Linked DNA regions of Mus musculus: all the other regions are linked to region 3. The links are chromatin loops, found by intact Hi-C in ENCODE. Cell type or tissue: left cerebral cortex. All regions are shown on one strand. Each heading gives the region's core, and the rest is flanking DNA. Links, peaks and the distances in the headings are about the cores only. Region 1 holds the start of Gm41856 (a long non-coding RNA gene). Region 2 overlaps Tlx1 (T cell leukemia, homeobox 1). Region 3 holds the start of Kazald1 (Kazal-type serine peptidase inhibitor domain 1).

Region 1 (9,698 bases), core at 520-8,519, 470 kb after region 3:
TGAGATCTGGGCCATCAGGGCCTGGTGGCCTTTCTGGGAGGGACTTGGGGGACCCCCACCTCCCCATATGCCCTGTCCTCAATCATTTATCCATTCTATAGCTACTTACTGAACACCTAATATGTGCCAGGCAACGAGAGACCAGCGAGATGGGGGAGGTGTCTGCTTAATAAGGGCTAATGGGGTCCCCTCTGCCACCCTGAGGCGAAGGAAGGAGAAAGCAGCATCAGGAAGACAGCCATAGCCCTTCCGGGAGTGGGCTGGCACCTGGCCCACCCAGAGGGCACAGAACACAATGGCTCCTCTTTCCTCCAAGCTCCTCTGCTGGACCAGTACCATCCTTTCACCAATCAGCCTTGTCCTTCTTCCAAGAGGGAAGTTCTTTTGGCAGTCTTGACTGAGTCTTTCTTGCTACAGATCAGTCTAGGCTAAAAGCCTGAGCAGGGCCAGGAGTGGAAAGGTGACTCTTGGGCTGGTTCTGGGAGGTGTGGAGGAAGGAGCCCATTGTCCTGCCAACCACTACCAGGCTGTCCTGTCCTGTGGCCTCTCCCCAAGTCCTTGGGTCTAAGAATCCCAGGGGGCCTGATTGTGACATTTTGGTAACTGCTGGTGGCCACCTGCAGGTCAGTAGAGCCCGTGGGGGTGTCAGGCAAGTCCACAAAGGGAGCTGGCAGAAGCCACCTGCGTGCCCCCACCCCCAAGGCTGCGAAAAAAGATCTGCAGCTGGGAACATCTGCTTGACGAGGCCCTTTCTGCACAGGCTGTTACATAGCCATCTCTCAGGAGTTCTGGTCCACATACATACAGAGAGATGCATGTGCCCCCCCCCCCACACACACACAGGGTTCATTGCCCCCCCACAAGTTTCATGTGTTAATGTGTATATGCACGAACGCGTGTCCAGCAGGCCCATGTGCGTGTGCCCCCCTCCCGCTGTCAGCAGTGCTGATGACATTGGCAGAGGAAAGTGATGACAAATGCCGGTTATCAGCGAACGAGGCCGATGACAAATGGGCGGGCGCCCGAGCAGCCCCATTACGCTGTAATAACAGAAGATGGATGGCCTGGCGCCCCCCCCCCCCGCCCCACCCCCACCCACCCGCGCCGGTAACGGGAGCCGATCCGACTCCGCCCGCCGGGGAGGGAGCCGCGCTGCGGCCGCCCGCTGCCAATCCCGGCCGACGGAGACGCCCGAGCCGGGAGCGGGGAGACCACGCGGCCGCCCGCGGCGGAGGAACAAAGCAGCGCGCTCAGCGGGCGCAGGGGGCGCACGGGGCGTCCCGCCTGCCAGGACACGCAGCTGTGCACACACATGGCCTGCACACGCGCCAGCCGCCTGTGTCCTTGCACGGTGCACCTGCGGCTCTTGTCCAGGCACAACCCCAACCTCGCAGGGCCAGGCACACACACGTCCTTTACTGCCTCATGGATCTGGGTACATAGCTATCAGCATAAACTCAAGCTTAGAGCCACACGTACCCACGCCCCTCGGATTCGTGCACATTCCTGCAGAGACGGTTTACAAGCTAGGAGTGGTGGTGCGCACCTCTATTACTAGCACTAAAGAAACTGAGGCAGGAGGGTGGAGAGTTCCAGGCAACCTATGCTTTAGCCAGACCCAATTGAAACAAACAAGCAAAACAGGAAAGAGTCTGGGATGTCATTTAGTTGGTCTAGTATGTGCTTTCCTGGCAAGCCTGAAGCCCTGGGTTTGAACTCTAAAACTGCATAAACTAGGATGCTGGCACAGGTCTGTAATCCTTGCACTTGGGAAGTAAAGGAGCAAGGTCAGAGGTTCAAGGTCACCCTCAGCTACTTATCAAGTTCAAAGTCAGCCAGAGATACAGAAGAGACCCCATCTTAAAAGGGGGATGGAAGAGAACACACTTAGATTGCAGTGTGCGTGTGTTCCTTGTATGACTGCACACACACGGTACCGACATCTGGACGCGTACAGCAGAGATGTGTGTGCCTGTACACAGGCCTGGCAGGCTGCTCAGTATACAGGAGTCCAAACCTGAACACACAGGCAGAAGATGTCCGCAGCCGCATCAACAAATATTAACTGAGCCCCCGCCATGCAGGTGTCAGCTGGCACTGGCAGAGCTCTGATGATGAATAGGGCACCATCCCGTCATCTAAAACGCTAGGCTTGCTGGAGGGGCCAGACAAATGGCTATGAGTGAACGTGAGAGTGATTTGTGCTTTGACCCAATGCGTCGTTTATTATGTGGAAAATCAAGAGCCTTCCTGGAGGAGACGGCCGAAGGAGGGAATTTTCTAGAGGAATTGAGTTCCAAGCAAGAGATATAGCAGCAGAGGCATGTAGGGAGAAGCAGGGTTAGGGGGTGGGGCTTGGAGTCCAGGTGAGTGGTACCAGCGACAAGAGGAAGGTTTTCCCAGGTTCTGTAGCAGGGGGCTCAGGAGGACTGAGAGAGAGTACAGCATCATGTCACTGGATGGAAGGCAAGCAGGGCTCACTTCACGGACACCCTGTGCAATCCCAAGAAGCTCGAGCCTGCTATGTTAGTTCTGCTATCTCCATCACGAAACTCCTTATAACTTTTAAACAGGGTATCCTATGTTTTGATGGACCTTGAATATTAAGCAGCTAAACCTGGAGCTGGGACCCCTGAGGTTTTCAGGATGAGGTGGCACAGAGGTTTGGAGAGCAGTAAGTGGTGCCTGTGGCTTAGAAAAGGGAAAAGGCTGGAGGTGGAATAAGGGATGGGTGGACATTTAGGACCACTGCCTCCTGTGTCGATGCCTTTGCCACTCCCTTTACATAGCTGTCCTTCGGACTCCTCGGTGTGGCCCCTGCTCCTCCAGCACAGGGCATCCATCCATGTGCTCTTGGTCCACTGAATGAATCTGTAAATGCCTTGATAGATGTTCCCACAGGAGTCCACCTGTGACACAGAGACTGTCTGGCACCCTCAGGCACGAGGCCACTCCCACTGCCCTGCACGTCCAAGGCAGTTCTGTGGGTTTAACAGGTTTAATCTAGATGCAGAATGTTCTTGTCTCTGTGTCTTTGGGTATCTTCTTTGGAGTCAGAGCTGACAACAGTTAAGGGGGAGCCAGCAGGGGAAGGACCAGGACCCTGGGGTGGAGGAGTGGGGAGATTATGGTTTAAAGCATTGAGTCAGATGGCAGGCCTCAGAATCTCCCTCTGCTGCGTCCTCAGTGAGAGCCCTTCAAGGTGTCCCCACACAGGCAGGAGACAGAAAAGCCCACATTGGCACCTAGGCTCTGCCTTTGCCTGCTGTTTGAGAGGCAGGAACTCGAGGCAGGTCTGGATTGTTTACATCCACCCAGGGCTCTAAAATAAAGTGGGAGCTGGGCATCTCAAACAGGGTCGAAGAAGTTGGCAGATTTAAGAAAAGGAGGCACTGGTCCATTCCCCAGATAATGCAGACATGAGTTCAGATGCCCAGCCACCCCAGTTCTCATGCAAACAGGAAACCCCCACCCCCACCCCCACCCCCACTCCCACCCCGGGCAAAGTGTCTGGAAAACAGAAGCAAACACTGACATCCTGGGAGCTGGTGAGGAAAGGAGCGAGAGGACATAGAGAACTGGCCGAAGAAAAGAGACAGGGAGAAGTGGGGCCAGCTGACTACCGCACAGCCTTCCTCCCAAGGCTCCTTCTGGCGTGCCTGGAGCAATTTCAAATGCCTTTACTTTCTCAGAAACTGACTTCCTCCTAGGACCCACACAAGTGGCCCTCCCCTTGGGGTTTCTGCAGTGTGTTCAGGTCTCACCCCACCCCCATTTCAGCTGGCTTAACCACCAGACCTGTCAAGGTCTTGGCCTTGGGGAGCCTCCCACCCTTGCAAGGAGGCTTCAGTAATGACACCAAGTGGAGGATGGGAAGGGGGCAGAAGGGATGGGCCTCGGCTCTCTCTCACTTCACTTTTTCTGTAGCGTTATTGACCCGTCATTAGTTATCCGTCCAAGGTCGCCAGGTCTGGCCCAGCCATAAATCACCGCCGCTGGGGGGGGGGGGGGGGCGGGGGCGGGGGGGGGGGAGAAGTTGGGGGACTAGAGGAGCGAAGGAGTCAGTGCTGAACGCGGCCCGGAAGGGTAGCAGCAGACGTCCCTCAGGCTCATAGGGACCCGCCCCAGCCCTTGTGACCGTCCTTCTCGGCTCCCTCCCAACCCCGGGCTGCCCAGCGTGCCTGTCCCTCGGCCACTCTCTCCTGTCTCCGTCCATCTCTTTCACCGCTGAAGTGTGTTTAGATGGCTGCGCCAAGAAAAGGGTAACCAGATTGTCCTCGGTCATCTCCCTCATAGCTCTTCCAGGTTATAGCTTCCATCAACAAGAACAGAAATCCTGAAGGGGAAACTGAGGCACGGAGTCCTGACCCGAGATGAGTCTGAGAAGAAGTCTCACCCGATTCTCTCCTCGGTCACTTCAGTCCCTCCCTACTCCAGACGGATGCTGCAAGGGTCTCTCCGCCCTCAGAAGGGAGTGGATCTGCGTCTGCACCGGGCGGGACCTGCACTCGAGGAGCCGGACCCTTTCCCTAGCGCCCGGGTCCTAGAGGAGCGTGGCTTGGCCCTCCTCTCAAGAGCTCGCCCGGCTTAGCAGCGGACCTCTTCGCCGGTCCTCGCGCACCCTCTGCCGGCGCCTCTCAGGAAACGCGCTCGCTGTCCCCGCCCTGGATATTCCCGTCCCGTAGGACAGACGGAGGGCAGCCGGGAGCTCTGCATGCCCCTGCTTTTGGAACACTCCTTGCACCAAGATTCCAGAAAATTCCTTTGTCTATTCAAAACTGGAGGAGCGAGGACAAGAGAGCTGAACTTGAGGCAGGCCAGGCTCGGAGCATATGGGTCAGTCATCCATCACCTGCCACCTCCCTAGAGACCTTGGCAGGCCAGGTAGGTCTCTTCTGGTAAGGAGGGCCAGGGGGGTCCTGAGACACCAGAGCCTTGATTCTCTAAAGCAGTGGAGTAGGGCTTCAAGTCTTTAACCTATGGGGTGGGAAGCTGGGGTGTTCCCATAGGGAGGAGGGACAGTCCCAGGGTTCAAGGTTCTCTTTCTGGAACGGCCTTCTGAGAGTCCCCATTATACTGCTTGAGAGCACACAGCTCAGGGTTGATTCCTTCCCAACTTGGTGTTTGACTGGCCAGCAGGGAGGGTGGGCTGACCAAATTCAGATTCCCTGATCAAACTGAACTAAAAGTATTCCAAACAATGTCAAGAAGGTCAAAGGGATGAGACAGGATCCATCAGAGGCCCCGAGGAGCTGGGAGTTAGGAGAAGACGTGTCAGTGTCGCAGGGCAGGACTCCGAGGGCCCTGTCTAGGTGGAGCAGGCATATATTGGTTTGTCCGTGTGTGTGCTCCACTCTGGCAGGCCTCAGGAGGTGGCATTGCCTTTACTCCTTCTTTCATGATGGTGTACACAACTGGCCATTCTCTCTCAGAGCAGGAAACTCACGAATCAAAGCCCAGGTTTGAGCCAGACTGGTGGGGTAGCCTGTAAGACTCCACCTTCAGGAGGCTGTGTTGAATTCTCATTTCACAGGCAGCTGGGGCTACCATAGTGAAACCCAGTCTCAAAGCCAAACTGAACCCTGGTTTCAGGGCAGTCAGCGTCAACTCTCTCTGCAGATTTGAGGGACGAGAGGAAAGGAGGGGAGACAAAAGGCTCAGTGAGATCTGTGCGGAGCGGAACAAGGGAATCAGCTGGGCGGAATCACGGAGACCTGAGTGACATTCATCTCTGACACATGTTGCATGACTTGGGACAATAAAAAGAACCTCTCTGGGACATGTGTGTCTGTCTGTGTACAGGCATGTACGAGCACAGATGCCTGCAGTGGCAGCGGCTTTGGATCCCTGGGAACCAGGGTTTTAGGCAGTCGTGTGCTGCCTGGTGTGGGCACTGGGAATTGAACTCAGGGACCGGGACCTGATAGAGCAATACATGCTCTTGACCCCTGAACCATCTTTCTAGCCCAGGACTCAGGCTTTCCATCTGTAAAATGGAGCTGGGCGGTGGTGGTGCCCTTAATCCCAGCACTTGGGAGGCAGAGGCAGGCGGATTTCTGAGTTCAAGGCCAGCCTGGTCTACAAAGTGAGCAGAGGCTACACAGAGAAACCCTGTCTCAAAAAAACAAAAACAAAACAAAATCTAGCTGGAGACTGCATATCCACATGTAGGGCTGAGCTAAGTAGGGCTTGGTAAAACTGCTGAAATAAACCAGGTGTGTGGCACAGGTAGCTCAGGGCCCTTCCCCAAGTCTCCTTTTATAGCTTGCTCAGTATTAACTGGTCTTTCCAGCTTTCTAACAAGTCCCATGGGACCCCAAACTTCTTTTTTCTTGGTATCCATGTCCCATGAATAAATTTTTGAAATGCCATTTTGGGAAGGAGAGACACGCTTTTTTTGGGAAGGGTGCCACACAATCAGACCACTCTGCTTGCTCATGTCTGTGTGCTGGAAGTTTCTGCAGAAGCTGTCTGCACGGGTATAACTCTTGGTTAGTGCTCACAGCGACTCCATCCAGGTTCCAGGCTCCACAGATGCACACGCCACACACTGAAGTGCTTACAAGGATCTGATTCCATGATCAGCCGCAGAAGAGACGGAAGAGTCTGGAAACTGGGAGCAATTATTGCCCTGGGAAATCTGGAGGGCAGGGAGCTGTGTGAGTGGAGTCTCCACACCTCCCCCAGCTTCACCATTACAGGAGCTTCCTAAGGCTCCCCTAGGCTTTGTGCATCTCCTCTAACTGCTACACAGTACACGTTCACACTCTTGGCCCTTTCCAACAGCCGTGGTGCAGGGCAGAAACTCAGGTCAGGTTGCCTGAGCTCGCTACTTAGGGCCCCACAGGCTGGATTGAGAGTCCTGGTTATCCTGGGATCCCAGTAGGGCTCTAAAGAAAAAGTCCTCGCATGCCCACGTTTGTGGCTGGCAGCATCCGTTCCTGATGGCTGTGGGGACTGTTTCTTGCATCAGCACCACTGCTCCTTGAGGCCCCCAGAGTTCCTGCTCATGCTTCAGATCTCTCGTCCACCGCCCTTCCACCTGCCACCAACCAGAGGCAGCTCTCCTTTTAAGGGGCTTGTATGGTTAGATAATGTCCCCTTTGCTATGTAATACAATATAACCCCAGGGGCTAGAGAGACAGCTCAGCAGTTAAGAGCACTGGTTTCTCTTCCAGGGGATCCAGGTTCAGTTCCCAACACCCACATGGCAGCTCACAAATGTACATAAAAATAAAATCATTTAAACACACACACACAAGCCGGGCGTGGGGGCGCACGCCTTTAACCCCAGCACTTGGGAGACAGAGGCAGGTGGATTTCTGAGTTTGAGGCCAGTCTGGTCTACAAAGTGAGTTCCAGGACAGCCAGGGCTATACAGAGAAACCCTGTCTCGAAAAACCAAAAATCAAAACACACACACACACACACACACACACAGAGAGAGAGAGAGAGAGAGAGAGAGAGAGAGAGAGAGCTCACACCCTAGAGCAGAATGCTCTGCCCACTCTCTAAAGGCCAGGTCCCTAGGGACCATGCTCACCACTCCCAGCCTCTCAGGTATACACATCCTTCTGTCCCTAGTTCCAGACCTCCCAATCTATGTGGAGCACTGGACCAATCACTGTTCATGTCTGATCATCAGTTTCTGCATAAAATTGGCAGGCCTTGTGCCTAACAGAACAGGATGTGAGCAGCAGAGGGGACTGTGCTCCTTTAGACTGGAGCCTCCACCCAGGGAGGTGCAGGATGGGGGACCTCCTAGTGAGACTCCACCCACAGCCCAGCCCAGCCCAGCCCAGCACAGCCCAGCACAGCACAGCCCAGCCCAGCATAGCCCAGCCCAGCACAGCCCAGCACAGCCCAGCCCAGCATAGCCCAGCCCAGCATAGCCCAGCCCAGCATAGCCCAGCCCAGCCCAGCATAGCCCAGCCCAGCCCAGCATAGCCCAGCCCAGCCCAGCCCAGTCCAGCCCAGCCCAGCCCAGTCCAGCCCAGCCCAGCCCAGCCCAGCCCAGTCCAGTCCAGCCCAGTCCAGTCCAGCCCAGTCTAGCCCAGCACAGCCCTGCACAAGTGTCCGTGTGTTGTTTCCAGACATCCTGATAACTGTACTGAGAGAGAGTGGTCAGAGACCCATGGTACCCACAGGAACCCTCGGACCTGGCAAGGTGGCTCATCTCTAGCTGAGGGAGTGCAGTGGGACAAGGATCAGAGGGTGACCAACTCTGTTTCAGTCTCACCTCCTCAGCTTACCCTGTCTGCCCGTGTGGCTCAGCCTCCGGGTCTCTAGCAGCCTTCCTGTCCTTCTAACCCAGCCCTGGCTAGCCACTTGTAGTTAATGTCAGCTTCCTGAGGCCTGTGAGTTCCTATCAGTCTTGGGAGCCCCCTCCTCCCCAAGGAACACAACCCCATCTTTCTCCCAGGCTCCCTCCTGCTCTCCCCAAGGGCCAATTTTAGTGCAGTACACAAGCTTCGCTTTGGGGGTCATCTCCCAACCAAGGCAGAGGGGCTGGAAGAAGACCATCCTGACTCCATCCAAGCGCGGGAGCTGGGTAAGAGGTGGGGAAATGAATATTAATTTATCATGATTAGGCAAATCCGGCAGGGAGAGCCGATTCAGGCGGAGGAGGCTAAAAAGATGAATTTCAGCAATAAAATTAAATAAGGACGGACGGGCGGCCCCTCCTCCCTCCCGCTTTGCTGATCTCTCTCTTTCTTACAATTTATGAGGCCAATTATGAAGATGGGGTTGGAAGTTCCTGGAACTTCACTAAATGCAAACGGCGGTCCCTGCTGTTCCCATCAAATTAATTAACCGCGCGCTATTGATGGCCGCTCAAGGCTGACGCAAGCGGTCCGCCCTGCGGTCTCCACCATGGACACAGGGACCCAGAGCTCCGAGTCCAGTCAGGACTCCCCTACCTTTCTAGTCCCTGACCAGCACAACCAGGGTCCCCTGACAAGCCCACACACCTGCCTGAGCCCCTGGTGACATGGGGACTGTACCCAGAGGCTAGCTAGAGACACTGGTACTCACACCACAGCTACAGGGCCCAGAAATGTGTGGTAGGCACACAAACAAGGGACACCGGGTGCATACCCAGGGAACCTGCACTCATACAGTGATGGCTGGGTCGCAGCTCCTGGAGCAGGCAAGGAAGGGCACTGTCTGAGGTGACAGGCTTATCCTGTCAGGGCCAGGCCTGGGTCTAGCAGGTTCTACACAGAGACTCCACAGCCATTGGAGAAGAGATAGTTTATCAGTTCAGGCCCATCTTCTGGTGGCTTTCTCGGGGTCCTTTCAAGCAGCTCATCGTCCCCGGGGGCATCTCCTTGTCTTGGGGCCCAGGGCCTTCCTCAGGGAGGCTCTTCCACGGGGATCAGAGCTGAGGAGGAAGGATGTCGCAGATGAGACCTGGTCCAAAGTCTCAGACTACTTTTCTCTTGGGGCCTTAGCTAGGAGCCTCTCTCTCCAGTTCCAGAGCTTGGGTTCCAGAGCTTGGAAGCAGGGCTGCCCAGGGACTCGGAGATTCTGGGAAAATGGCTGGCTGGTTCTGACTGGAGGGCAGAGTGGACACAGAATCACACCGGTGCCAACTCTAGGCTTAGGCAGCTGCTTTCTGTTTGCAGCCTGGAACCACAGCTGTAGCTTCTCCCCAGCTTCCTCTCAGAAAACAGGAATATGTCCCTCCCCTGCCG
Region 2 (9,698 bases), core at 930-8,929, 83 kb after region 3:
CACTGTTGAGTGTGTGTGTGTGTGTGTGTGTGTACTATACAAAAGATATCAGCATGGGCCTACTCTGGGGAGTCATAGTCAACTGTAGCGTCAGGCCTGAAGGAGGTTCTGAGAGTGTGTGACTGTAGTCCTGTGTTGCCCCGTGTCCTGTTGCTTGTCTAGGTGTGCATTCTCTTCTGTTGGAGTACAGATCTGGAAGTTTGTAGCTATATCCGCTGTATGATGGTGAGGCTGTGACTGAGACCAGAACAGGCCCTACGGCCTGGAACTCTGATCACCCTGGGCCTCCTACTTTAAGGGGTGGCCCTTTTAAGTTTAGTGGCTGAGACTGAGGAGGAGAGATGCATTGCTGTCCCTAGGTAAGGGAGAGGGGAGTCAAAGAGGAAGCGGGTGGGATCTCTGAAGCCCCGGGCTAGGGAGATTTCCTAAGTGGCAGCTAGGGGACCCGTCAGCCTGGCGGGCAGGAGGGAGCCCTTTGCGATCCTGGGCTGGAGGTGGAGGGTTGCCGGGTGGATCACTGCCTTGCTTTTAGGGGGTACAGCCAGTGCGCTCTGACTCGCGGGGTGTCGGGCCTGGGACGCCTCCTGACGCTCTGCCGCTTGCCTCTGCCGTCTGTCTGTCTCCCGCTCCAGTGGCCCTCTCACCCTTCACTGTAACACGCCGTATAGGTCACCCCTATCAGAACCGGACGCCCCCTAAGAAGAAGAAGCCGCGCACATCCTTCACGCGCCTGCAGATCTGTGAGCTGGAAAAGCGCTTCCACCGCCAGAAGTACTTGGCTTCGGCGGAGCGCGCTGCTCTGGCCAAGGCGCTCAAAATGACCGATGCGCAAGTAAAAACCTGGTTCCAGAACCGGAGGACGAAATGGAGGTGAGCTCACGGGGCGGACTGGTGGCTGAGGAGCGGGCTTCCTCTGCCTCTCTCGGGTTGCACGCACTCCCTCTGCTTGCTGGTTTCCGATCGGTTTAGACGAGTGAGCGCCTACAGTCACTGGAGACCACAAACAACGAAGGGCAGTAGCCTGGTGGGGTTGGAGAATCTTTCCTGTGTTTTAAGAGACGCTTCAGGGCTTTCAGGACAGCACTGTCTACCCTGGGTAGACGCTGCTCATTTCTGCCGCTGAGGCAAATGGGCCTATAAACCAGTCTATGCGATCTGGATTTCAATACTCAGGGAGTCCTTTAGGGGCTTTTGATTGCCCAGCCTGCCTTTACCGGGTGGAACCTCCCCTGACCCTGAGCGGTGCAGACAGAGGGAGCCGCGCCAGGTCTCCGCGCTCCAGCCGGACTCTCCGCCGAGCGTCTGGGGCCCCGGACCGCCGGCTGCCGCTACTTACTGCTTCCTCCCCAGGCGCTTGAGCTCTGCGCAGTCGTCCCCCATCCTGGAAGGGGAAAATCAATCTGCGCCGGCTGTGGCTGGGATTCTCGGGTCCCACTGAAAGGGGGAGGATCAATTAGAAGCAGATGGGTGTGAGGGAGGAAGAAAGAGACATTTTCCTTCTGTCATCCACCGACGACAGCGCTCACCACGCTCTCATTTTCTTTTATCCCCCCCCCCCCCCCCGCATACACCTCGGCCTTCCTCATCTTCTGCTCACCTTTCCCCCCAATTATTACGAATATTAGGCCACCACACACTCTAAGCAGCTTTATTCCCTGAGCTCCGTGCACCCCTGAGCCTTTCCACACTCCTCTGATTCTCCCTTTGCTCCGGGGAGTCTCTGAGCTCAGACCCTGGGGAGGTGCTGTGGCAAGAGTCGGAACAAAAATCGGAGGCGCCGCTCCGGGCGGGCCTAGAGCGGGAGGAAGGAATTGGAGTTTCCTCTTTTTCTGAATGAAGGCGAGGAATCTGCCCGAGATTCCGCCTTCGAGGCCACAAAGGAAGCCCGGGCCCTGCGACTCCTCTGTCCCCCACCAACATTCCTGTGGCTGGGGAAGGGGTGGGGAACCTGGTTTCAGCCCTTTGGAAAGCTAGTTAAAGGAAGAGCTGGGCTAGCTGAAGAGGGTGGCTGGTACCCCCGAGTTTTCGACGGTGGAAGGGGGGGTGGTGCTTAGAAAGCCAGCCACAGGCGAGGAGGGGAACTTAACACAAAGGGAAGGGACAAAGATGGTCCATTTTAGAAGAAAATTATAATAAATATTTTTAAAGGTGGGGCGAGGGGTGCGGGAAAAATGAAAGCAGCCAGAAATCTGTGTGTGAAGGAAGGTATCTGATCTGATCACTTAAAACGTGAGTTTTCACTTCGAACAAATTCCCCTAATTCAGAGGAAAAGAAGGGGTGAAGAAAAAAAACATGGGGTAAAACAGAGCATGGAGGAAAACATTTGGGTAGTTTAAAATTCAGGGAGACAGGGAAGATGAGAGAGAGAGAGAAAGACAAGGAAAAGTCAGAAAGGCGCTGTGAGAACAGGCGGGCGTCCACCTCGCCCCGGGAAGAGCCGTGAGCTTCAAGCGGTTTCATCGATCGCCTACAAATTGCTTCTGGAGGCCCCGGGGACTCCCATTAGGTCTGTCCACCTTAGAGACAGACGTTTGATCTCAGTTGACAGGGTGGAGGGGCGGCATTAAATGGAATAAGTGAGTCACAGCCTCTCTAGACCGCCTGGGAGGAAGCTGGTGAGTCCGGAGAGAGCCTAGGGGCACTGGGTTTGGCACCAGAGGTCTGAGGCCTGGGCCAGGCTGGAGGTGAGAAAAAAGAGGCACGTCTTTGGGGCCTTTCAGGCTTGGGATAGCATCTGGGCTTGGGATAGACCAGTTTATCCATGGTGTGCCCTTGAGAGTGTAGGCTATGTGACTTAATGGGGGAGGCCCAGGAGTTTTGGGCTTTTTCATTGCTCCTCTGGGACTGGGACATTTCTGCTCCATCCATTTTTGGGGTTTCCAATGTTTTTGTCAGGACCCCCAAGAGTGGAGAGTGCCTTAATGGGGCCATAAAGAGCTGAGGGGTGCCTAAGGGGCTGTCTCCTGGGAGCTTGCTCCCGGGCCTGCGCAGGCGCGCGGGAAGAGGGTTAGAGTCCTGGCTAGTAATTGCTTGTTCCCCACGCAGGCGACAGACAGCAGAGGAACGTGAGGCCGAGAGGCAGCAGGCGAACCGCATCCTCCTGCAGCTGCAGCAGGAAGCCTTCCAGAAGAGCCTGGCCCAGCCGCTGCCTGCAGACCCACTGTGCGTGCACAACTCCTCGCTCTTCGCCCTGCAGAACCTGCAGCCGTGGTCTGACGACTCCACCAAAATCACCAGCGTCACGTCCGTGGCTTCGGCCTGCGAGTGAGGACCCAAGGCCCGTTGAGGACTTTCCGGAGAACCAGAACTCTCGACACCCTTTCTGACTGCACGCAGGAGGGAAATGGGGGGCTTCTCAGCAAGGCTCCCAAGCACCGCCTCCACTCCCCTGCGGACACTTCCTGTCTTCGGTGGAAGAGGGCTGGGGATACAGGCAGAGACATCTTCCCAGAAGCCTGTGTGATCCTGCCCTCACTCTGGAACAGTTCAGAATCCTCTGTTTTCCTCTATTTCATAAAATTTACTGATTTTTAACATGGGACAGAGAGACCCAAAGGAAGTAGGGTCCGGAAGGCTTCTGGGATCCCCAGGCAGCCATCTGTACTAAAGCTGGAAACCTCTCTGTTCCTCTCCTGGGAGGAGAGCCCGGAGGTCCACACAGAGGTGATACCACTGTCCCTCCTGGTGTCACCCAGAGCTACACACAGGGGCCTATCGCAGAGCATCAGTGCACACACAGGATCACAGCAAATGACCCTTGTTGTAGGGCATAGTCTGGGGTGACTCTCAGACTCACCCAAACAGCACGGACCTCAAACACACGGCCATAGTCACACTGTGACACACACAACAGCTAAACTTGGTCTGTCAGGCCCTCAGCCACACATCCCAGCATCACCCAGGTCACCCAGGTCACCCAGGTATGCACAGACAGGCTTTCACATAAATGCAGCCCATTTCTCCAGATCCTGTTTGGGGAGGGGGGTAAGTTATGCCCTTATAAGTTATGCGCTTATAAGGTGTTTTCTGTGTAACCATTTTATAAAGTGCTTGTGTAATTTATGTGGAAAAATAATAAAAGCCTCTGGATCAGGACTCGGGGCTGTCTCCTCCCTGCCGAGGAGCCCAGCGTTTTACAGCTCCTTGGGTTTGGTGCAAGATGGAGCGTCAGAAACAGCAGCAAGTAACCTAGATCCGGGGAAGGGATGGGTGGGCAAGATTATCAGAGAGAGGGAGAAGGTGACACTGAGGGGAGCCAGGCCATCCAGAGTTCGAGAAACTGTGGGATAGGTGTCTTTGGGAACGAGAGCTGTGTGTTTTGTGTGAGCAACCAGCCTGTTAGTGTTAGTGAATGCTTGTAATGAGATTTGAAGGCGTGATTATGTTCGAAGTTCTAGTGTAAAAAAATGTTTGTTTCTCCTTAAGTTGAGCTTACAGTAGTGGTGTGTGTGTGTGTGTGTGTGTGCGCGCGCGCGCGCGCGCGCGCGAGACCATGTAAGAATGAGCCATTTGGGGGGTAATTTTGTGATTATCCATGTTTTAAGATTGTATATGGATCACGTTAATATGGTGGAAGTACACATTAGTTTTCCTTTGTGAATCTGGTTTTGTGGTAAATGTGTTTCAGAGTGTGTATCATCTCTAATTGTATAGGTGTAATTAAGAGCGAGGGATAACCACGTGTGTGTGCCTGTGTGCCCTGTTTTCACTGTAGGGCAGGTACTTGTGCATGGTGATTTTAATTGCAGGAAGTGTGGATGGTGGTGGGAGGCTGGCCCTGCAGGTGAGAGTGTGTGGCTAGGTGTGAGTAACTGCAAGTCAGCCCTGATGATGCAGGGGGTGGTGTGTGTGTGTGTGTGTGTGTGTGTGTGTGTGTGTGTGTGCACACTTGAGGTTGTGAGGTGAGTGTACAGGGTACACTTCAGGGTGCTCCACATCTATGAAGGAGTGCAGGAGCTATGTTCCTTTCCTAGCAAGACAGGACACCGAGTCAAAAGTATAGCCAGAATCTTCCCTAGTACTCTACCTAGACTCTCAATACCAGCCCGGACTATCAGGAATCTATGAAAGTGAACTTCCAAGGACCTTGGGGCCAGAGCAGTGGTTACAATACCCACACACTCTCATCTCTTGTTTTTTTTTTTTTGTTTTGTTTTGTTTTGTTTTGTTTTGGTTTGGTTTGGTTTGTTTGGTTGGTTGGTTTTTTTTTTTTTTTTTTTTTGAACTACCAGACCAACTGTAAAACAACAAGAAGAAACTGATTTGGGCCTGGGAGTGGGAGTGGGGTGGAAGAACTCACTGGGAATTAAGTAAGAGATTGGGAGTTGGTTCTTTGGGGGGGGGGATTTTGTAGGTGGGAAGTTCCTGTGGTTGGGGTCTGGACAGTCACACAGAACTGCCTACACCAACTTTACCCAAGCCACTGTTCAGTGGCTGTTGGCACTCATGGCAGGTTGTAATACAGGGACCAAGAGTCTACCACCTAGAAAGCCCAAGGAAAAAGAGGCTGGGTAGGCTGGGGGCTTGCTTCTCTGAGACGCCCTCATCCAAGGAAGGGCCTCTTGGTTCTGAGTAAAAAGAAAACCCAGGATCCCTGGCAGGCTTTCTTGGCCACAGGTGCTCTCGGACTGGCTTCAGCAAGCTCTGTATTAGACCCAGGAGAGGGTCCATGTAATCTCTAAGGAGCAGTCATTCAAAGACGCAACACCCAGTACCAAGCAAAGTCCAGAAGTGACTTCCCAGAGCCGTGAGTTTTTTTTTTTTTTTTTTTTTTCTAAACTGGACCAGACTGGCTGCCTCTAAATTCGGTGTGGGGCTGCAGCTTTAGATCGCCACCTTTATCTCTTCCCGGGTGTTTCCCATCCCCTCCGTTTGTACCTTTGAAATATGGAAGAGTCTTCTGTGTGCGACCTGTGCCTTTTGATATCCTGGACAAGGTCGAGTCCTTTCTTACTGGAGGGCCCCGATAGATATTTCCTCTCTAGGCTGTCCAACTGAGGAACTCAGAGGTCCCAGAGCCCAAACATAAAAGTCCCCCAAATGACTCCAAAGCCATTCTCACCTTCTCTTGAAGAGAGAGAAGACAAAATTGGGCACCCATGCCTGATACTTTCTCCGTCTTCATAGCTTTGTCCTGGCGCTCATAATTGGACCAGCAGATGCAAGCCTTAAGCCCCGCTGCTGCTCTTCGATTCTGCTAAGTTCTGGGACTAGAGCATAGTTTATCCCGGGTTCATTCCTTGCGCCGCGGCGGATGCACGAAGTCCAAACGAACTATCCACAGCGCCTGCCTGCTCCGGGCCTCTGGATTTCGCTCTCTCCTGGGACTGCTTGGGGATTCCCAGGCCCTGGGCGAGGCCTCCCAAGGGTATCAGACTTCAGGAAGTTTGGGGATCCTTGAGGCCGAGAAGCAACGCGGTACTTTTCCCTCTCCGCAGGGAATTCGTTGGGCCCGAATCTCAGCGAATCCCGCGTGCACCGAGCGCTCCCAAGCGCTGCAACCTTAGGAAGGCGGTGGCCGGGCCAGGCCTGCACAGAGCTGCTGCACCCTCCCCTCAGGAGGGTCAAGGCCAAACGCTCCAAGAAAAAATAAACTCGAAACTCTCTGTTTTCTATCATGTCTGTCAGAAACTCTGTTTCACATAAAAAAGAAAAAAAAACAGAAATGGGAAAAATTATCTAAATAATAACCTGTGTGTAAAGGCATTGAGAGAGGAAACAGAAGTAACAAACCTGTCTAGGCAGAAAGGCCTATTTCCTTCTGAGGTGTGAGTGAGCCTGTGGCAATGACCAAGTCCCCAGCGCAGAGTCCTGGGCAGCCGCTAAGACTTTGTGAAGTCTGTGGCCCCAGGAATCCAGGAGGAGCTGAGGACCAAAGAGCCCCCAAGTTGTGCAGTGGGCGACACACAGAAAATCTGGCTCAACCTGCTAACTATAATGGAGGCTTTGTGTGGCCAGATCTGTGCTTGGGGGCTGTGCAGGCACTCTCTGGTGGATGAGTATTGATGTCCTCCCGTGACTTCCCGGGAGGTGCCCTGCTTTAGATAAATGTCCCTTTGTGGCCTGTGAGTTACAATACAGGTCAGTGGTTCTCCACCTTGTAGTGCTGTGACCCTTTGATACAGTTTCTCAGTAGACATGTTTTCGTTGCTGCTTTTCAACTGTAACTTTGCTACTGTCATGGATGTAAATATCTGTGTTTTCTGATGGTCTTAGGTGACTCCATTGAAAAGGTAGTTCAGCCCCCGATCTTGACTCCACACAGGCTGAGAGACTCTGGTATAGGTAGTAGGCTTCTGAGACATTTAAGCAGGTGCCTGCTACTAAGCTAAGGCAGTTGGGGCTCAGCAGCTGGAAGTGCTGGAAGGTAGCTACTCCTTTCCTTAGAGTCCCTGAGCTCAGACCCGGGTTTCTCCCACCCTGGAACTTCCCCATTCCTACTTTAGTGTAGTTCATAAAGGTTTCCCTCCCTCCCAGTTGCTCCCACCACTATCCCAGCTTGGCCAAGACTGGCTTTGATTTACTTCGAGCCTGTTTGGCTCGCAGAAGCCCTCTCTCAGGTACCCACACACCATGCTCTCCTCTGGGTTCCTGGTTGTGGGAATTCTGATGGAACAGGCTGGAGCCAGGACGGGTTTTCCAATTAGCCCAGAGAAAACCTGGTGTGACCTAGACCTGGAGTGGTGTTGGATGGGGGATGGGGAAGTCAGGTAAGCATAGAGAACTAGGGATACCCCACTTGTGCTGGGGAATGAGTATAAATGTGCTCACTTCCTTCATTCCAGCCTGTACTCCTGTATACAGCCTACAACATCCTGGATGTGCAATGTTGCACAAGAGGAGCCGCGGGTGTGTGGAGCCAGGCACACACAGAAAGCACGTTTCACTGCCGGGACTTGTGGTTACCCTCTCACAAGCTGATGCCTGCCACAGTGCCTGGCTAGTTCCACAGGCTCTCTAGGTCTTCCCCCGATTCCCCTAGCCCAGAGGGAGGAGGGTCCAATTCTTGCAGGAGGGCCTGGGGGTGGGGACTTCCTCCAACCCAAGCTTCAGCTTTCTTATTGCAGCCCTAGCAAGGAAGAAACCCTGAGGTCCCGTGGTTGGTCTTGAGGAGGCCAGGCTGCCCTGAATTCTGGAAGAAGACCCCAGAAAATCCCAGACCTTTCAGTGCCCCCTACCACCTCCTGCAAAGCCCGAGATCCAGCTCCTTGCGGGAGAAGGTGGAAGGGGACGTGGGGATCGGGGCAGGTGCAACGTCCCAGCCGCAGTGCGCCTCAGAAAGGAAGTCTGTCCTGGGAGCTGCTGCTGTTTTTTTTTTTTCAGCCCTGGGGTTTCAGACCCCACATTTCTTCCTGCGCCCAGGGAGGAAGGCACCTTGTGATCCAAAGGTGGCCTCTAGCTTTAAAAAGGGAACTAGACCTTGCTTAAACTCAGAAACTCGGGACAAATGGGTTTCCGGCGCCCTCTAGGGGTCACAGGAGGAGAGACGCTTTGAGTAAGCTTCTGAGGCGAGTCAGGGCTGGAGTGGCTTCTTCTGGATCAGGCACAAAAGAATAAAAAATAGTACTAAAATTTAGTATTGTGGCGCACTTGCAGTGTTCCGAGTACTGAACTAGAATATAAAAATACTGTTCGTTCCTAAACACCGTCGTATGAGACAAATATTATTTTCCTTTACATACATCTGGAGAAGTTAAAGAACCTTGCCTGAGAGCACTTGGTTGGTAGGCAAGGGTTCCAGCATTCAGAGTCCATCTAACGCTGGAGCTAGGGTATTTGGATGCGATGGCCAAGTGCAGGGGCACAGTGGATTGAGGAGGACTGGAGTGAGCGAGCTCTGGGTTGGGGCTTGTAATTTGGAAGGACCATCCAGCAGAAAAGTGAGCTGGGCATTTGACCTCTAGAGATCTGGGAAGCTCACCTCCAGCCCAACCCAGTCTGCTGTACACACACATGTACACACACATACATGCACACACACAACATGCACACACACAACATGCACATAGACACATATACTCATACACATACATACATATACAAAAACTCATACACACATACACAGATACACAGACACACACATGCACAGACACACACAGCACACACATATACACACAACACACACATACACAGACACACACAGCACACACATATACAGACACACATACACACATCATATATATATATATATATATATATACATACACAGAGACACATATATACATACATATGCACACTTGCTTATACACGCATACACATACATACACAGACGCACAGCACACAGACACACAGCATGCATATATAGATACACATAGCACACACATACATGTACACACACACACACACACACACACACACACACACTTCTTGAGCTTGTAGGCTCCATTCTGTCAGGCCTGAGACTCCACACACACACACCTAAACGAGCCCACGCTTTGGGCTTTGCCCAGCTGGTTTTGACTCCTTTCAGGAGCCTCTAGGATTGGAAGGAGGATCCGATCCGTCTTCCACAGTCCTTCCTCTGTTGCTGCCTCTGGGTCTCACACATGGGAGGATCAAACCAGCAGAAAGTTAAAAATAGAAGCAAATGAATCATACTTTATTAGACAAAAGAACGGAGAACCAGGAAGGAAAATCCTTCCCCTTCCATCTGCTCATGCAAAGCTAGCATGGGAGAGGCCGCTCTGGGATATAGGGT
Region 3 (9,698 bases), core at 602-8,601:
CAGGAGATCCATCGTGCCTGACCTTTTTCTTGAGTGCTGGGGATTTAATTCAGATCTTCTCGTTTTTTTGCAAAAAGCAATTTACCAACAGAGCTATCTTCCTGTACCCCTAGGACTCACTGTTGCTGTTGCTGCATAGGATCAATTCTCCAGTTTTGTTTGTTGTTTATCCTTAAAATAATCAGGCAGCATCAGAGACTTAGGCATTAGCTCTAATTTTTCTTTCTCCCTAGCTCCACAATAGCTGGAAATTCCCTTTAAGAGATTTGCAGGGGCTAAAGAGATGGCTCAGCAGTTAAGAACACTGGCTATTCTTCCAGAGGACCTGGGTTCAATTCCCAGCATGAACATGATGGCTCTCAATTGTCTGTAACCCCAACTTCAGGGGATCCAACACCCACATACACACATACACCCAGGCAAAACACCAATGCAAATGAGATAAAAGTAAATAAGTCATAAAAAGACATATTTTAAGAAAACACTGACCAATTCGGTGTCTGAAGGCTGAATTCACCCCAGTTTTTTTCCCAAAGAAACATTCCCGATAAGTGAGTTACTAGCAAAGCTGACTTTGGTAGCCTAGACCTTTTTTTTTTTCTTTGCATAGACTTGTTTTTAATTTTATTCACACACATGTATCTGAATGCCGTTGTCCATGGAGGCCAGAAGAGGGCATTCGATTCCCCAGGGTGGAGTCAGTGGCCTGACAGGAGGACTGGGAACCAGCTCTGGTTCTCTGACGGCCCCAAGTGTGGGACCACTGAACAACCTCTGAAGCCCTAAGGTAGCTCATGTTCTAAGTCAAAATAACTTCTAGGAGGCCATCCCAGGCTTTGGGGCCTCTGGCTCTACCCAGTGCAGAGGCGAGGCCTCATTGTCTGGGGCTTGCAGGAGCTTAGCGCTCTTAAGCACTCGATCTGGGGTCACAGCAGCCTCCTCTCTTGTCTGTCCATCTTGCCTTTAAAGTCTGTAGAGAGAAGTGTGACTGGTAACAATCAGGGGACACAGCAAGCAGTTTTGCTGAGTATTGTTTCGAGTGCCTCCTCCTGTTACCTTTCTTCCTATGTCTTGCCTTTGGAAAAAGGGACAGAAAAGGCACAAAGTCACACTGGGTTGTGTGAGGCTGAGAATAATCTTATGTAAGGTTTACAGACTTCTGAACGTGCTTGGTTGGTGTAACAGTTACAGTAAGATGCTCTGTGGCGATCAGGATTCTACAATCCATTGACGACATCATCAGTTCTCCTTAGCCCTTGAGAAAGCACCCGCCCCTTCCTGTTTGGAGTTCTGAGTACCGTTTGCAGGGGCGCTTTTTGTTTCAGCAAGCTGGGCAGTGCCGAGGAAGCTTGCATGCTAACTTATGCCCCAATTCTCCTCTCCTCAGAAGCCAACATTAGTCGTTCGTGTGTGTGTGTGTGTGTGTGTGCATGTATGTGTGTATATACATGCACACACCACACACACGTTTTTTGAATGAGGGACTTATGGACCCAGTATTCTTTTTGCTTCTTGTTGGCAACTGTCATCTGTCTGGTTTGAGTTTGTCACCCCATCATGGTCTTTTCCCACCATTTTCAGCCCCTTCAAGGCTTAAAGGACCCTGTGGGCCAGTCTTCGAGCCTCTGCTGAGATGGCTTGGCCTGACAGCATTTCCCTATATCCTCCCTAGATCCTAGGTCATGGTCAATCCTTTGTGGTCCTCTTCATGTACAGATGCCACTCTGTAAAAGCAACACATGTGTAGACAGACCTGTGCTCATTAGAGGGAGCAGCTCTTTATATTTGGCCAGCATGACAGCGTCCACCCATCTGGGGATTTTTGTCTTCTGGGACTCTTTGAGGAAGGCTACCTGACGGTTTATGGTCTTTTACCATAACTCCAGGGCTGAGTAGTCTGTGTGCTGACAGCCAAGGGAAAGGGGCCAGACTTCATTATATCCACAGAGAAAAGGCTAGAGGTAGGATGTGAGCCTGGAGATGGTTACAAATAGATTTTACAAACATGTGTGGAGAATAGGATTTCTTACTGCCCTGTGTGGTCTTGGTAGGGCTTTCAGGAAGATGGCCCCTTCCTTCCCTCTCGGGGACTTAGAGAATCTAATTTTCAGTGCTAGGGATAAATAAAGGGTACATTAAGGAATGAGTTGTCACTTCTGTGAGTTTGAGGCAGGCTTGTACTACATGACAGGTTCCAGGACTACATAGTGGGATCAAGAGAACAAGGGAGCTAGAACAGCAGATGGTCCATCGGGTTAAAGCACTTGCTGGGCAAACCTGACATGCTGAGTTCAGTCCCCACATCTGATGGCAGGAGAAAGGACACCACCACCTGCCCCGCCCCGCCCCCACCTGAGTTGTTCGTTGGCTTCCGCTACTCAACTAGCATCTGCACTTACAGACACCAATTACACATAATAATTGTAACTTTAAGGAAATGTAGAATACTTTAGATACTCCTTCTAACTTTATTCTTATGAAAATTGGTCATCAGGTGGTCAAAAGCAGAAGAGATATTAAAGGTTGGGTGTGGGTGACAGAAAGAAACTGTCCTGAGAAGGAGGAAGGAGGATAAAGAAACTGTTGGCCTGGTGTCTGTCTAAGATGTCTTGAAATCTGTTCAGCTTGCCTGAGTGCCTAGGTATTCCAGAAGCAAGTTCCTGGCTAGTCTAGTTCCATTTTATAATGTTACTTGTAGATAAATTACAATATTTATCTTCCTATCTGACCCTGCTTTCTGTATTTATTTCAACATCCTAATTTACCTAAAGAATAGTCACTATTCATTTATTTGGGGGGGGGCGGTATGGGAGACTGGCCTCTACTCTTTCATTATGAAAATAATTTTACAAAATAAAGGATAGTGAGAGTTACACGCAGCCTCATTGCAAATTCTCTGCTCACTGATATTTATGATACATCTTTATACAGTTGTGGTGTCTACATACTTATCTTAATCTTATTTTCTACTTTAATGAGAACATCTATTTGTCATAGTAGACCAATATAAAGCATTTCATCTTAATTATCGATCTTGAGCCCTTCTGACTTAATTGATTCTAATATTCATAGGAAGCAGGGTTCATCTGTATCCATTTTGTCACTGTGAACCATGTGTTTCACTTCCTTCTCAAATGACACCCCACCATCCTCCATAACTGTGCCCCACCAAAGTTTATGACGTAAAGGCTATAGAGTGAGTCCTCCCAAGTCATCCTAAGGGTTTTTCCTGTTGTCTGATTTTTGGAGACAGGGTATTGTGTAACCCAGCTGACCTTCAACTCCCTGGTTAGGCAAAGATGGCCTTGAACTTCTGATTCTCCTGCCTCTACCTCCTGAGTTCTGGGATTCTAGGTATGTGTCACCATTACTGGCTTTCACCATAAATAAAAGGGGGGGGAGGGGCTGTGGAGATGGCTCAGTGGTTAAGAGCACCAGTTCACCTTCCAGAGGACCTGGGTTCAATTCCCAGCACCCACACAGCAGCTCCCAACTGTCTATAACTCCAGTTGCAAGGGATCTGATGTGCTCACCCAGGTACACTAAACACCAAGGCACATAAACAAGATTAGGGGTTTGGAGAGATGATAGGAAGGCAGGACACTTGCACCAAGCATGATGCCCTGATTCAATTCCTAGGGCTCATGGGGTGGAACAGAACTCCCATTCATGTGCACAGAGTGTGTACAATGCACTCAAACACGCGCAAACAAAAGTAATGTAGAAAAATACTCGGGGGCGGCAAGATGGTTCAGCAGGTAAGGGTGCTTGCTATGCAAATCTGATGATGACTTCAAGATGGAAGGAGATGGACTGAGTCCTGAAAATCATCCCGAGCTCCAAACACAAATATGTCTACACTCATATACATACACACCATAGGCACAAACCAGTAATAGATATTTTAGAAGAAGATGAACTATCAGGTGTTCATCTGAAGCACACCTCGTTCATTGATATGCCTGGCAGTAACCGCATCATGTGGACTAGAAGTAATTTCCTTTGCTTCAACAATAGGAAGCTAGGGCTGGAGAGATGGCTTAGCAGTTAAGAGCACTGACTGCTCTGCCAGAGGTTCTGAGTTCAAATCCCAGCAACCACAGGGTGGCTCACAACCATCTGTAATGGGATCTGATGCTTTCTTCTAGTGTGTGAGAACAGCTGCAGTGTACTCATATAAGTAAAAAAATTAAAAAAAAGGAAGCTTGTCAAACCGAGTCAACGTTTTAAACGTTTAAGTAACTCTTTTTCTGGTGCCCACGGTTGCTGCTTAACGTGTTTTAGAACTTCACCTGATAAAGTGCCGGACAAGAAGCACCTGGAGACAGGAGTAGCTAGGCTTTCAAACTGCCCTATGCGAACAAACTCCTTTCTAAAATATTATTATTGGGTCAGAGATACTGCTCGGTGACAACAGTTCTGGCTTAACTCTAAAAGTCCCGGGTTTAATCATCAGCAACGCAAGACTACTGTAAGAACGTTTTCAAAGTATAGACAGTATGCATTGTCACGAGTCGCAGCTGCTGCAAACCCACCAGAGGGCGCTCGTTCTCCGTCGAGTTAATCCCTAGCCTCTCATTAGTGACTGCATCTTTCAGAACCAGGGAGTCTTTCACTTTTAAAGCACAAATGCTTCCCAAGAACTTCCTTAGCAGTCGGTCTCGGGCGGGGGGTGGGGGTGGGGGTGGGGAGTACAGAGACAGAAGACACAGTGATTCCTACTAGAGGCGCGAAGACTAACAGTAAACGCCGGCAACGATTAAGATGGAAAGCGTGTCTAGGACCCTGACGCTGGGGATTTTGATAGTGGCTCCTAGGGCTGAAAGCTCACAGTTCCTCATTTAGACCTGGACAGCTCCCACTCTACATCGGGCAACGATCACCGCCCCCAGTTACAGCTAGGGACCTCCCCTAGAGTGTCTCCATTCCTCCACCAGGCAAGCCCTCCTCGCGCCTTTTCCAAAACATCCTGCAATTCTCGCTTCACTTCTGCTCCCAGGCCAACAGTTAACGCGTCCTCCAACCAAGGGATTGCCTAGCACCACCATCGGAATCTGCCTGCCCTCGTTCTTTCCTGGCTTAAAAGCCGCGGGCTTTTCCTTTTCTAGCTTGCCGTTGGGATTCTCGCGACAATCCCGAAACCTCGCGTGAAATTCGCTTCCCGTCTCCTCGGAGTTTGGGATTGCCTGTGTACAGCTCTCTTCTACCTTGTCGGAACCCCTCTGATCAGAGGCAGCGTCTCTGCTGACTGAACGCTCCTTTGAGGAGGGCTCGGCCAAAGTCAGAACTGCGCGGTGACTGCAGTGCTTCTTCCTCGCAGGGTAGAGCGGAGCCGCCGCAGGCCGCGGACGCACGCGCAGTCAGAACCTCTGACGCCTTCTGGGCGGGGCCTATATAAGCCCCACCCTTCCCTTGCCTAAAAGCCCGGTTTCCTTCTGCTCCTCCTCCTCCTAGGAGCTTGGATTGCGGTTTTTGGAAGCTGTTTGGGGGCCGGCGGGGGCGGGGCCTGCCATTCTCGGGGTGGTGGGCGGGCCTCCGGGGATGCTTTGCTTCCTGCCCCTAACCCAAAAGTGCCACCGTGGCGTTGGCGGAGGTCTCCAGACTGAACACTTTTGGCCCCGACATGCTCGAATTTTGCAACCTGTAATCCGGAGCCCAGAGACGCCCTATGGGGAGTCACCCGCCGGCCTTGCTGCGGCCGCTAGTCAGTTCCGACCTCTAATCACCAGGCTCCTCCGCGGGTTCAAGCACCTGCCCTATATTGGGAGGGAGGTAGCCAGATGTGGATGGCAGCTGGAAAAGCTTATAGTCTAGTCTGCGCCCCAGTGGAGAGACTGGGTGAACACAGCTGCAAACCGTGCCCAGAGGAAGCTGGCCCCGAGCCTGGCCTCCAGAAACGCCCATAGTGTTGAAGTCAATTTTACATTGAGTAAAATTTCTTAGCCTTTCCTTCTTTCTATATTGTAGCTGTTTGCCGCTCTCCAGACCTAAATCAGATGAGACAGGACCTGAGGCTCAGCCAACAGTTTGAGCTCCTCGGCCATTCCACCCCTATTCTCTTCTCATAGCCTTTGCTTTCCCAGTGGCGGCGTCTGGTTACGCGGCTCTGTACACTCATTGTGACTTTGGGCTAGGGTCGAAGTGAAAGGCCCAGGAGGGTCCTTGTGAGACTGGATAAAATTATCGGCCTCGGGGCCAGGGAAGAAGGCGGGTATTCGACATCTGGGGGCGGGGAGAAGAGGCGGAGGAGTTTCTCTTTGAATCTTAAGTCTGTGGGCTGCCAGCGATCCCCTGACAGAAGCAGGGGTGGCCTGCGGGTCTGGCTGGCCGTGCATGCGACTCTTCGTTCCCTACCGTTTTTTTTTTTTTTTTTTTTTTAGGTTGGAAATCCCAGCTGTTAAGGGCCTAGTCCAAGGCACTAGGTGAGTCGCTGGTATGTCCCCAGCACCATCACCCCAACCTGAAGTTTTTACATCAAGTGTAGTTTTATCTATCTCTGGGGCAAAGATGCATCAGAGTTGGGTGGTTTCTGGAGGTGATGCTGGTGTGTGTGTGCGCGCGCGCGTGCATATATGTATGCATGTGTGTGTGTGTATACGCGTATGTCTGTGTATGGGTGTGTGCATCCCTGCATGGGTGTTAGTGATCATTCCCCGATACACTCTCTCTTTATTCCCTAGTCCCCAAGACCAGCTTAATCAATTACCAACTGGCATAAACCCCTGGGAATCACCAGGCTTCTTTGTTAGGGCTTCTAGTTGGCTACAGGGTAGCAGAGGATAGAATCAAGCTTTTATACAGCCTTGACTTTATCTCTGACCTCCAGACCTGGCTTCCCTCTCCTGGCAGGGTGCCACCTACGCGCCGATGCCCCGAGTGTTCACAGGGCTTCCAGCTAACTATGCTGCACCTACCTTGGCGCTGTCCTTGCTACTACCATTATTGCTGGTGGTGTGGACCCAGCTACCCGTTAGCGCGAGGCCGTCCACAGGCCCCGATTACCTGCGGCGAGGCTGGCTGCGGCTGCTAGCCGAGGGCGAGGGTTGTGCTCCCTGCCGGCCAGAAGAGTGCGCTGCGCCGCGGGGATGCCTAGCAGGCCGGGTGCGGGATGCGTGCGGCTGCTGCTGGGAATGCGCAAACCTGGAGGGCCAGCTCTGCGATCTGGACCCCAGCGCTAACTTCTACGGGCGCTGCGGCGAGCAGCTCGAGTGCAGGCTGGACGCGGGCGGTGACCTGAGTCGAGGAGAGGTGCCGGAGCCGCTGTGTGTCTGCCGCTCGCAGCGCCCGCTCTGTGGTTCGGACGGCCGAACCTACGCGCAGATCTGTCGCCTGCAGGAGGCCGCCCGCGCTCGGCTGGACGCTAACCTCACTGTGGTGCATCCGGGGCCCTGCGAATCGGGTACGCAAGTCCAGGGCTTTTAGTACCAGGAACCCTGGCTCCCCAAAGGCACTACTCCCGGATCCCCGACAGCGTTGCTCTGTGGTCAGCAGAATGAATAGTTGAGGGAGACCATGAGCCTCAAAGGCTGCCAACTAAAAAGCAGGTTGAGATTTGTTGCCAGGTTTGAGGTGCCTAAGAGCTCTATCCAGGCAGGTCCTTGCAGGGACTGGCCTCCGAAGGAACAGGCACATAGCCAATAGCTGGGTCTGAACTGAAAGGACCCCCCTTCACCCAAAACTTTGCGTAGACTGCTGGAGCCCTGTGAGATGCATCCTGTTAACCCTGGCTCCCGCCTATCAGTTTTCTCACGCATTTAGGAATTAGAGAAGGGAAGATAGCTTCTTGCCTCTCTTGTCCCTCATCCTTTGGGTTGGGGTTGGGGATGTTCAAGCTTGTGGTTTTCGTTTGGCCACCCACACTTCCTCAGCTTTTACCTACTCTATAGTCTGGCTAGGCTGGAGTTGCAGTGGAAATAAATGCACTAGCAGGGGCGGGGGGGGGGGTCCCAACAGTTTTCTGCCGTGCAACAAGGAGGTTTCAGGTTCCCCTGCTGCGGTGTTTTTCCCACCTCCTCCCTCTCGGAGCCCAGATCCTGTCGTATTCTCACGACATTTGGAATGTGGCTGCTCTTCAAGCCTTTGGGAACTGGGCCTAGTTAGAAAAGGGGGAAGGAGGGAGGGAGGTGTTGGTTACACGACCCGCAGGAAAGGGGCCCTTGGGTAGAATGAGGGCAGCGGAGCAGTCCAGGACAGAGCATGTTTATCTAGCTAAGCTGTGGGTCTGTAGGCAACGTCTGTGTAATGGACACTGCTCTCTGTGCCTGTGCACCTCCGAACTTGGCTGTTGTGCCCTTGTGTGCATCCCCCCTACTTTTGTACGTCTCCTGGCTTGTGGCATATTTTGTTTGCAGATGCATGTTGCCCTTGGCATGCTTTGTGTCCCGCTCCCAACATATCCACATCAATTTGTAAATTGTGTCCTCCCCGAGCTGGATACAGCCTCCTGTTCTCAAGCCTCATATTTCCATCCCCCTGCCCCAGAGCCCCAGATCCTGTCGCAGCCTCACAATATTTGGAATGTGACCGGACAGGATGTGATCTTTGGCTGTGAGGTGTTTGCCTACCCCATGGCCTCGATTGAGTGGAGGAAAGATGGCTTGGACATCCAGCTGCCGGGGGATGACCCTCATATCTCTGTGCAGGTAGGGGACAGGGAGCAGGGGCATACTCCTTGAAAAAACAAAAACAAAAACAAAAAAACAGGACTTCTGCAGATGACCTTGCTGACAGCAAGGTCTGTCTCCAGTTTAGGGGTGGACCTCAGAAGTTTGAGGTGACTGGCTGGCTACAGATTCAAGCTTTGCGCCCTAGTGATGAGGGCACCTACCGTTGCCTTGCCCGGAATGCTCTGGGCCAAGCGGAAGCTTCTGCAACCCTCACAGTGCTCACACCAGGTAAGGGAGCCCTGAGCGCTGGGCACCAGGATGGGCTGCATTAGGACTCTTGGATGCCTGTAAGGAACAGGCTGCATGTGATTCGGACACACACGCGTGCCTTCCCATACACCAAGTCTCTCCCCTGACCCTTTTTCCTTCACCACGTATGTTTGCAGAGCAGCTGAACGCCACGGGATTCTCCCAGCTGCAATCACGGAGTTTGTTTCCTGAGGAGGAGGAGGAGGCAGAAAGTGAAGAGTTGGGCGATTACTACTAGGTCCAGATCTCTGCTTTGCAGGTGTGGGCATGTGGACAGAGCCCTGCATCCTTGCTGTCTAGAAAGCCCGGAGAAGACTGGAAAAGGCGAGCAGGGTCCTTACATGGATTGTTTAATGCTCAGTGTAGCCTCAGCTCATCTTTCCTCAAAACTCATCTTTCAGAAGCGTCCGCGGTAGAGATGAGCGCAGCGGAACTGATTTAGTTCAGTACAGGGAGAGGGGTGGGGTAGCTCCGTGTCTTATACACTCTAGGGGACAAAACCCACCTAGCATACGACTAGACACAGTGGGCACCAATAAAAAAATATATAAACAAACCGAGCCACACTGCTGCGGACAATTCTTACAGATGCGCACATAACAGACTCTGGCTTCTGCACATAACAGATTGCAGGCCCTATACTGCCCTCTCCTGTCCTCTATTGAGGGAGCCTAGAGCAATCTGACTGGAGAGAGGAGGAAGTCGTCCCAGACCCCCTCACTCCCCCCCCCCGCACCCCCCTCCCCGCTGGTATAGGGATAGATTCCCAGGCAGAGTGGGGAA

What was found. Hi-C counts contacts between places; a loop is a spot of excess contacts. Peaks named below come from ENCODE experiments on the same cell type or tissue, not always from the same donor. Only the 100,000 strongest peaks of a DNase experiment are listed, where the experiment ranks them.
Region 1: it touches region 3 in a loop (2.5-fold over the local background); 2 of 42 quality-filtered maps call a loop at or near these places.
Region 2: a loop joins it to region 3, with 4 times the contacts of the local background. A loop is called at or near these places in 18 of 42 quality-filtered maps.

What each region holds. Positions count from the first base shown.
Region 1 is chr19:45,540,568-45,550,265 of GRCm38, forward strand. Gm41856 (a long non-coding RNA gene) reads right to left here and starts at 4,466. Exons shown (of 2, transcript XR_001782646.2): 1 at 4,397-4,466; 2 at 2,199-3,103. Gm19639 (a long non-coding RNA gene) reads left to right here and starts at 3,094. Exons shown (of 2, transcript XR_386758.2): 1 at 3,094-4,884; 2 at 5,534-5,779. In left cerebral cortex, for the core only: CTCF peaks have their summits at 1,253 and 4,633; DNase peaks (open chromatin) are centred at 658, 972, 1,246, 3,718 and 1 more place; H3K4me3 peaks cover 1,292 bases.
Region 2 is chr19:45,152,848-45,162,545 of GRCm38, forward strand. Tlx1 (T cell leukemia, homeobox 1) reads left to right here. Exons shown (of 3, transcript NM_021901.3): 2 at 669-870; 3 at 3,047-4,096. The coding sequence ends at 3,269. Among named protein-coding and RNA genes, the nearest start is that of Tlx1, 7.0 kb to the left of the region's middle. In left cerebral cortex, for the core only: a CTCF peak has its summit at 8,473 (motif pointing left); a DNase peak (open chromatin) is centred at 8,462.
Region 3 is chr19:45,069,815-45,079,512 of GRCm38, forward strand. It overlaps Kazald1 (Kazal-type serine peptidase inhibitor domain 1), which reads left to right and starts at 6,273. Exons shown (of 5, transcript NM_178929.5): 1 at 6,273-6,422; 2 at 6,850-7,399; 3 at 8,482-8,642; 4 at 8,747-8,894; 5 at 9,053-9,475. The coding sequence starts at 6,868. The coding sequence ends at 9,153. Gm35782 (a long non-coding RNA gene) reads right to left here and starts at 5,295. Exons shown (of 4, transcript XR_877888.1): 1 at 5,208-5,295. In left cerebral cortex, for the core only: CTCF peaks have their summits at 4,531 (motif pointing right) and 7,057; DNase peaks (open chromatin) are centred at 4,541, 5,372, 6,049, 6,584 and 3 more places; H3K4me3 peaks cover 3,389 bases; H3K27ac peaks cover 2,708 bases.